3 separate regions of the Mus musculus genome follow, and regions 2 and 3 are each linked to region 1. A link is a contact called in ENCODE POLR2A ChIA-PET data. All regions are on one chromosome and are shown on one strand. Each heading gives the region's core, a stretch centred on a gene start or an enhancer-like site at or near the end of the contact. The rest is flanking DNA. Distances are from core to core; before and after follow the strand shown.

Region 1 (2,839 bases), core at 175-2,674:
ATCTCCAAAGGAGCAGAGAGCCTCGGTTCCTATCTTTAAAGTGTTTCCCTTTTTTTACAGGAGCATCCAGCCCGTAAAGTAGGACACATTAAGTGATTAACTGTATTAGTTCCAAGTACTAAACGTGGTGACACCAGTCAGTGACAAAGTTTAAATGAGGAGAAAGAAGGCGAAATGGAGGCCAGAGATTGAGGTGCCTAAGGCAAAATCTTTAACCTTTGTGATTGCAAAAGGAAGTAACTAGGTTAGCGTGCTTTCTACTAAGAGGGAAAATGGAAGTAGTTTATGAGAGCTTGGCTTCACGAAGTTCCCCAGCGTGCGTTACTCTGAAAGCTGAGTTGGTTTAGCAGGTCTGGGGCAGCTTAAGAAAATGGCGCTTGCTACATCTTCCCGAAAGACTTCCATATTGGTCAGCTCAGTCGACTTGGGTTTTCGCGTGCCGTCACCAAGCTGTCGTCCCGCCCGCCGCCGCAGGGCTTCCACCCACGGCCAGGGGGAGCCGCCCGCCCATCCCGGCAGGGGTGACATTCGAGGGGTGCTGTGTAGGAGCGGGGAAGGGACAACCCGAACAGTCTCGGGCGACGCGACACTCTCGCCCTCACGCGTCTCGACTCTGACACTTGTGGAGGGCTCCACTCAAGCGCACACCCTAACGAGGGAAGGAAGCCTCCCGAGGAGGGCCAACATGGCGACCAACTCCTTTTGGCACAGCCCGGTTCCCTCCTCAGGATGGGCGGCCCTGTAACGACCATTGGCCAAAGCTAGAGGCGGTGCCATGCTGCCTTCGCTGCCTCATTGGCTTGAGTATCGGAGGAGGAAGCCTGTTCTCCTCTCCCCATTCCAAGTTCCAGCCTCCACCTTCTCCTCGGCGCGTAATTGGCTGTTCGTTCACGTCAATACGCGTCCTGTTCCGGCTCTTTTCAGTTATCGTCCAATCAGAACTTTCTTAACTGCCCGCCTGAATTCTGATTGGTTTAGGAAGCTTGCTCCTATCCCATTCCGGCCTATTTCTTACTCTTCCCCCTACACGGACTTTGCCCAGGCATGCCCAGGATTCTGGTTGGTCGTTGTCCTGTCTTTCTTACTTAAGCTCTTCCTATCCCTACCGCTCACGGAGCCCGCCTGGAGGTTGACTGGTTTCTCTGCAAGTCCATCGTCATCTCATCCCGCCCACCACCACTTCCTGAGTTTCTAATTGGTTGCTAAAACTGAGAGGGCGGCCTTTCTGGGCGGAAACCAAGTACGCAACTTGCTCTTACACGCCTCAGCGAGAGAGCGAGTCCTACCATTGGGTAGGCAGCCCGCCTTTCCTCTGCAAGGCCCTCCTTTCACCCTCCCTCATTGGGCGGGGCAGTAGATAAGGGGCGGGGATTAGGCCGGGCTTGTGGTGCGCTGCTCCCTCCTCCTTACCCCCCCCTCCCTGTCCGGTCCGGGTTCGCTTGCCTCGTCAGCGTCCGCGTTTTTCCCGGCCCCCCCCAACCCCCCCGTACAGGACCCCCTTGAGCTCGCCCCTCAGCTGCCACCATGAGCGGTAAGGATGAGTCCACTCCGAGCCTAGGGGTGGGAGGGGAGTGAGGGGGCGCGCGCGAGGACCGACCGGGCGGTCCCCGCTGTGAGGGGGGGCGGGCGGGAGGCGGCGGCGGCGGCCTTGGTCCCGCCCGGGGCGGAGGGAAGGGAGGGAGAAGGGGCAGTGGCGGGGCCTCGGAGGAGGAGGGGGATGGGCTACCCGCCCCGGGGGAGGGGGCAGCGTGGCCTCGCCCGCCCCCTGCCCGCCCCGGCCACGAGGGACGGGCCTTACCCCCCACTACCCGGCCGGCCGCCTGAGGCTCCTCCCGTCGGGGGCTGGCGCCGCGGGGGCGGCCCGACCAGTGCAGGCCCCGCCTGGGCCAACCGCCTCCCCGGTCCGCCCGCCCTCCGGTCGCAGCCTGCCCCGGGCCCTCCCCCGCACCCCCGTAAATTTCCCTTCCCCCATCCGACCCGCCCTTGCCACGCCTCTATCCCCGAAACCGCCCCTTCCTTCTTTGGACCGCCTCCTCAGCCCCAAACCTGGGTTCTAATCCCTAGACCCTTACCTGTCCTCTCAGATGTTTCCTCACCTTCTCTTAGGATTTACTCTTTCTCAGTCCCTTCCTGTTATTGTTTACACTAGATCTTTCTTCATCTCTTATAGTCCTAATTTTAGCACACTTTCCATCCACCCACATGTTGGGTCTCCTTTTCCTTCCAGGATGCATTTTTTTTTTTTTTCTTTTTTGAGATAGGTTCTATGTGGTATTCGTAGTAACTCGAAGTTACTATTGCAGCCCTCAGACTTTTAGCTGTCTAGGTGCCTCTTCCTCTTGAGTGCTGGGATTAAGAGTGCTATCAACCCTAAGGAGCAACTCTTTATTTCTGAGACACTGAAATTCCAAATTCCCTTTCTCAAAAGGGCTATTTGTATTGGGATCAGTTCTTACTCTGTAGGCCTGGAAGACCTAGAACTGGTGAACCACCTGGCTCATCCTTCCAAGTCTTGGGATTATAGGTGTGAGTCACCATGCCTAGCTTCCAAAGCAATTTTTGAGTCATTTCTGGGGTTAATTTGTGCATAGGAAAATAGTGGCCTGTCTTGGGCACCATTAAGCTATGTGTCTATGGCTTTGGCATCCCAATTTACTATGTAGCTGAGGATTTCTTTGAACTTTTGCCTCCACTTCCAAATTCTGGGATTTTAGGCTTACCACCATATTTAGACCTATCTGGCTAAGATCTTTTTAAAAACTGTTCTGTCAGTCATTGCTGACGGTCAAATCCTTAATTTTAAATCTTATGTTGTTTTTAACACACCCCCCCCTACACA
Region 2 (2,839 bases), core at 169-2,668, 130 kb before region 1:
AGAAGAGGGTGTCAGATCCCATTACAGATGGTTGTGAGCCACCATGTGGTTGCTGGGAATTGAACTCAGGACCTCTGGAAGAGCAGTCAGTGCTCTTAACCACTGAGCCACCTCTCCAGCCCTGCTTTTTTTTTTTTTTTTAATTTATTAAAGATTTACTTTATTTAAAAGTTTATTTTATGTGCATGAGTGTGTGCCTAAGTGACTATACTCTCACTAGTTTCATGCAGGTCTCAGAAGTCAGAAGAGGTCAGTCAGCTCCCCTGGTGGAGCTGGAGCTACAAGCAATTGTGAAAACTACTCTGCATATTACTCTTCAAAAGCAGTAACAAGTGATCTTCCACCCCTCTGCCTCTCCTCTGCAAGAACAGCAAGTGCTCTTAACCTGTTAATCATGGAGCATTTTCGCTAGGATTTATTTATTTATTTATTTATTTATTTATTTATTTATTTATTTATTTATTTGCTTTCCAAGCGCAAGGACTACATGAGCCACCACACCATGAAAGAAAGGGAAGTCCTGGCCAGGCGGTGGCAGCGGCGCATGCTTTTAATCCCAGCACTTGGGAGGCAGAGGCAGGTGGATTTCTGAGTTTGAGGCCAGCCTGGTCTACAAAGTGAGTTCCAGGACAGCCAGGGCTATACAGAAATACCCTGTCTTGAACCCCCCCCCCCCAAAAAAAAAGGAAGAAAGAAAGAAAGAGGTCCTCTCTAATAATAACATGACTTCTGGCGGTAAAGAAGGTAACTATCTTGGGGGGGAACTCTGCAGGAAGCAGTGTGCAAAGGCCCAGGTGGGAGCCGGTGTAGACAGGAGGCCGCGTGGTAGCAGATAAAGTCATGGACATAGCAAAAAGTCCCGGACAGATGCATTTGCATGTCTTTTGAAAGATGTTGGATTCTATCCTTAGTGAAAAGGGAAGCCATTGCAGGGGTCTCCAGGACATAATATTGAATACTGAAACTTAACATTCCAAGAAAAAGCAGATCCTAGGTAGCAGGAGGTGGGAGTCCAGCTCCAGGGCTTAAGTTTTTGTCACTGCTTCCGCAGCCGGACTCCGGCTTTACACCACACCGCCTCCCTCAGGTGTCTGGACAATACTGACTGCTGGCCGGGAGGTCAGGGGAGGTCCAAACCCTAGGGCAGCTCAATTTAGGGCAGCGGAGTTCATTAGCACGTGGTATCCGCTGGCTCTGAGGGACTGCCGGCACCTTTCCTTCTCCTCCTGGAGGAAAACAGAAAATACACTTTCATTCCGGACGACCCCGCGGATATTGGCCAGCTGGAGGACCCTATGGTACCCGCCTGCTCAGGCGCCCAAGAGAACAGCGCACCGCTCCAGCATCCCGGGCCCCATAGGCTCTTCCGCTCCTGGGCGGGGCGCCACGAGGGGGAGTGGCTTCCTGCCGCGCCCCGTCACGTGACGGGGCTATCATGGCGGCGGCCACGAGCCAGCCCGGCTCCCGGAAGCAGGCTGTGAGGGGCGGGCGCGCTGCTGGAACCCGAGCGGAGCCGGAGCCAGTGCGGGGAGGGCGGCCCGGCGGCCTGGAGCCGGACGTGTCCGGAGCGTCCCGGCAGACCGGGGCAGCAGGTGAGATGGGGGCCGGGCGAGGTGCGAGCGGATGAGGGGACGCTCGGCTGAGGCTAGGGGGCGCAAGGAGGGTCAGCCGTGACCCATAGCCGGGGAACCTGCGGTGCGCGCGCGTGACCGCGAAGCATTGGAGAGGCCGGCCCGGGCGGAAGGGATGCTCGGGAATAGATGTGGAGACACTGAGCTCCAAAACTGGCTTATCAGCGAGGATGGGAGGTACAAGAAGCCTGCAGAACCTATCATGGAGATGGGCAGTAGCCCCTTTTGAACTTGAGGGACCGAGATTACTGAAAGGAGTCCCCTTTGCTGTACCAGGCAAGGGTGGAGCGAGTGCTCTGGCCTCTCCCCACTGTCACCCTCCCCCGCCCCACTGAGTCCTAGGAGACAGCCACTCCTCCCACCCACCCAACTGGTCCCTCCAGTCTCAGCTCTGGGGGAGAGAAATTGACAGTGCAGTTGGGTGGAGTTGCCCTCTGCTTAGACACCTAACTCCTCGACTGTGCTACCTGGATTATGGATGTGACTGTGGCCATCGTTCTCTCCCCAGGTCGTCCGGGGGCCCATCATGCTGGTGACTGCCTATTTGTCTTTTGTGGGCCTCCTGGCCTCCTGCCTGGGTCTGGAGCTGTCAAGATGCAGAGCCAGGCCCCCTGGAAGAGCTTGCAGCAACCCCTCCTTCCTTCAGTTTCAACTAGACTTCTATCAAGTCTACTTTCTGGCCCTGGCAGCGGACTGGCTCCAAGCTCCCTACCTGTATAAACTCTATCAGCATTACCACTTCCTGGAGGGTCAGATTGCTATCCTCTACGTCTGTGGCCTTGCCTCCACGGTCCTCTTTGGCCTAGTGGCCTCCTCCCTTGTGGACTGGCTGGGTCGTAAGAAGTCTTGTGTCCTCTTCTCCCTCACTTACTCTCTATGTTGCATAACCAAGCTCTCTCAGGACTACTTCGTGCTGCTGGTGGGCCGAGCACTCGGTGGGCTGTCCACAGCTCTCCTCTTCTCAGCCTTTGAGGCCTGGTACATCCACGAGCACGTGGAGAGGCATGACTTCCCCGCCGAGTGGATCCCAGCCACCTTTGCCCGAGCCGCCTTCTGGAACCACGTGCTGGCTGTGGCGGCTGGTGTGGCAGCGGAGGCCGTGGCTAGTTGGATAGGGCTGGGGCCGGTCGCACCCTTTGTGGCTGCCATCCCTCTTCTGGCTCTGACTGGGGCCTTGGCTCTACGAAACTGGGGAGAGAATTATGACC
Region 3 (2,839 bases), core at 218-2,717, 80 kb before region 1:
CTTTTGAGTTTCAGCTAGCCAGTGCTACAAAACAATACCCTGGCAGTTAAAGTGTTCACACTGGAGAAAGGAAAGGTAGTGATAGGGCTATGCTGATGTTTTTAATCCTTCCACTGCCTTTGAATCCTGGATGATTTTAGAAACCATTGCCCTTCCCACCAAGGCTGCTACACTTTGGCAATGGCAGCAGCAGATTCAATGGGGTTTGCTACTCATATGGTTTGTTGCAACAACTACACCTTTAAAAGTTTCTGGGAGGGGGGGGGGTGCTGGTGAGATGGCTCAGTGGGTAAGAGCACTGACTGCTCTTCCGAAGGTCCAAAGTTCAAATCCCAGCAACCACCCATAATGAGATCTGATGCCCTCTTCTGGTGCGTCTGAAGACAGCTACAGTGTACTTCCATGTAATAAATAAATAAATAAATAAATAAATAAAAGTGTGTGTGCACCACCAATATCTGGCTGATATTGTTAAAAAAAAAAAAAAAAGTTGCTGGGAAGCACACAGACCCTTCCTATCCAACACACAATGGTGGGGCTAGACAGACACTCAGCAGTTATGAGCACTAGGTTGCTCTTTCAAAGGACCTAGGTTTGGTTTGCCTGCATATATACTGAGACATAAAAATAAATGTAGTTGGTTGGCAGTTGTTCCTTTTTGGCACTTGCACTTTATCCTTTAAAGCGCGTTAGTGGTACTGTCAGAACACAGGTTCCCTGCTGTCCTGTCGCGGGCTTGTCCCAACAACGCGCAGTAGCTTATACCGCTTTACAATCTTGTGGTTGTGTCGTGAGTCCGAGAGTTTCGAGTCCCTTGAAGGCCCAAGCCATGTTTGCTAACTAATTTTATAACTACCTTCCTCTACTACCCATTCTGTATTTCCTTCACCTTCAGCCAGCACCTCAGCAGGTCTTGGCTCTTTTCCTGGAGGATTGACCCATACCTTCATTCCTGATGGGTCTGTGTCCTTTGTCATCCTGCTTGGATTAGGCTGTTGTAGTTTCCCATTGACTTTAATCACAGGACATGGTAGTACTAAGAGACGCCCTAAGGGATCTCCTACACTCCAGACATAATCTTGCTTACCACCATTGTGAAGAGGTAATCCAATTTCCCCATGGTAATCTGGATCTATCACCCCTCCTAACACTGTTATTCCATTTTTAGCCTGTTGGTTTAAGGGCATTAGAAGCCCAAAATGACCAAGGGGAAGTCTGAGCTTCCAGTTCAATGGAATGTTTGTTGTAGCTCCTGGTAGGAGCACTCCCCTCTCTGGAGCCAAAACTTCTAGGCCAGCAGAACCTAGAGTTATGGGGACAGGAAGCCAAAATTACCGTGCTAGCTTTAGTGTACTCTGAGAAAAGAAAAACTTGCGTTCTCTAATTAAGCTTGAGATCCGAAAAGCGGGTCCGAAACACAGGATCATAGAGACGACGGGCGCAGAGCGTATCCCCTGGCGGCACCACGGAGGTAACGCGGAGGGCGGCTAGAGCGTCACTCGCCCAGGCGGCTTCCTCTTCGGCAGTCCTCCTTCCCAACATGGCGCAGTCGATTAACATCACGGAGCTGAATCTGCCACAACTGGAAATGCTCAAGAACCAGCTGGACCAGGTGAGGACCTGTCCCAGCACCTTCCTCGCGCTTCATATCCTCCGACCGACCGCCCGCCCGGTCGGGGAGGCTTCCTTTCCCAGGGAAACCCCTATCCGGTCCCGGGTCCCGCCCCCTCAGCCTGGGCCCCGCTTTCTTGAGCTGACCCCTTGTTTTTTCCCGGCTTCTGTAGGAAGTGGAGTTTTTGTCCACGTCCATTGCTCAGCTCAAGGTGGTCCAGACCAAGTACGTGGAAGCCAAGGACTGTCTGAACGTGCTGAACAAGAGCAACGAGGGTATGGGCTAGGCGGGTGAGGGCGCCTGGGGATGCCGGCTTCTCCTTCGCTTTTTCCTAGTTCCAGTTTTCGTTAAAGAAAACTGTTTGTTACTTAGTGTGTGTGTAGCCACAGGAGCCCCCGCATGTTGCCTACAGAAAACTAAAATGTACAAGACATTTCCTCAGTTGCTGTGTTCTTTTCACTGTCTGTGAACACTGAGCCCTGTTGGGAGCTTCCCCTAACGTCTTCGCGTGGGAGCCGCTAGCCTTCCCCAGCTGTTTGTCTTTATTACTTTCACAGGAAAAGAATTACTGGTCCCACTGACGAGTTCTGTATCCTTTCCACGGGAAATGCTACCTTACATTCTTCCACAGTCTTTCCCAAAAGCGGGGAGAGTTTTGATTTTAAGAACAGTCGAACACTTAACGTAGCTCACTTGTCTAACGTTGCACCAGTGTCCATGTAATACTTTGTATCAGAGTTCGGTGAAGAATTGAAATGTTGTGTTTCTCTTTGTTTAGAGATGTCAATATGGAGACAAAGCTGGCATTTGGCTAAAGCCAGTAGAAAAAATGTTAGGATATTGAAATTGGGAACTTGCCTCTTTTTTCAATTTCACCTTAATTGCCGCTCATCTCTAATAGTGAAAGGTAGATTGTTTCCTCCTGTTGAAATGACCTGTTGTCATTTCCACCAGGAAATGACAGTCGAAAGAGAAACCTAAGAATAGCAAAGTGGTGAAGACTGTTTTAAGTAACAATAGAGCCGGCAAGGTGACGACGCAGAGCGTAAAACCCACACATACACACTGAGCTAACTTTCTGATACTAATGGGGTGGAAGGAGAAGACCAACTCCCAGAAGTTGTCCTCCGACCTTCGTGCTCCATGGCATGCACACTTGTGAAAACACACACACAGACCAAATACATGTAAGTTTAAAAGTAGTAATAATTTGTAACTAGAGAGATG

What was found. ChIA-PET counts read pairs that join two places held with the same protein, here RNA polymerase II (POLR2A).
Region 2: POLR2A ChIA-PET joins it to region 1 with 15 read pairs in embryonic stem cell. The contact joins the promoter of Mfsd5 here to the promoter of Sp1 in region 1. POLR2A ChIA-PET finds 5 or more read pairs at or near these places in 3 of 5 experiments (Patski and embryonic stem cell).
Region 3: POLR2A ChIA-PET joins it to region 1 with 16 read pairs in embryonic stem cell. The contact joins the promoter of Pfdn5 here to the promoter of Sp1 in region 1. POLR2A ChIA-PET finds 5 or more read pairs at or near these places in 4 of 5 experiments (Patski and embryonic stem cell).

What each region holds. Positions count from the first base shown.
Region 1 is chr15:102,404,892-102,407,730 of GRCm38, forward strand. It overlaps Sp1 (trans-acting transcription factor 1), which reads left to right and starts at 1,425. Exons shown (of 6, transcript NM_013672.2): 1 at 1,425-1,531. The coding sequence starts at 1,525.
Region 2 is chr15:102,278,038-102,280,876 of GRCm38, forward strand. It overlaps Mfsd5 (major facilitator superfamily domain containing 5), which reads left to right and starts at 1,419. Exons shown (of 2, transcript NM_134100.4): 1 at 1,419-1,592; 2 at 2,140-2,839. The coding sequence starts at 2,158.
Region 3 is chr15:102,324,649-102,327,487 of GRCm38, forward strand. Pfdn5 (prefoldin 5) reads left to right here and starts at 1,468. Exons shown (of 6, transcript NM_027044.3): 1 at 1,468-1,612; 2 at 1,785-1,887; 3 at 2,170-2,201. The coding sequence starts at 1,541.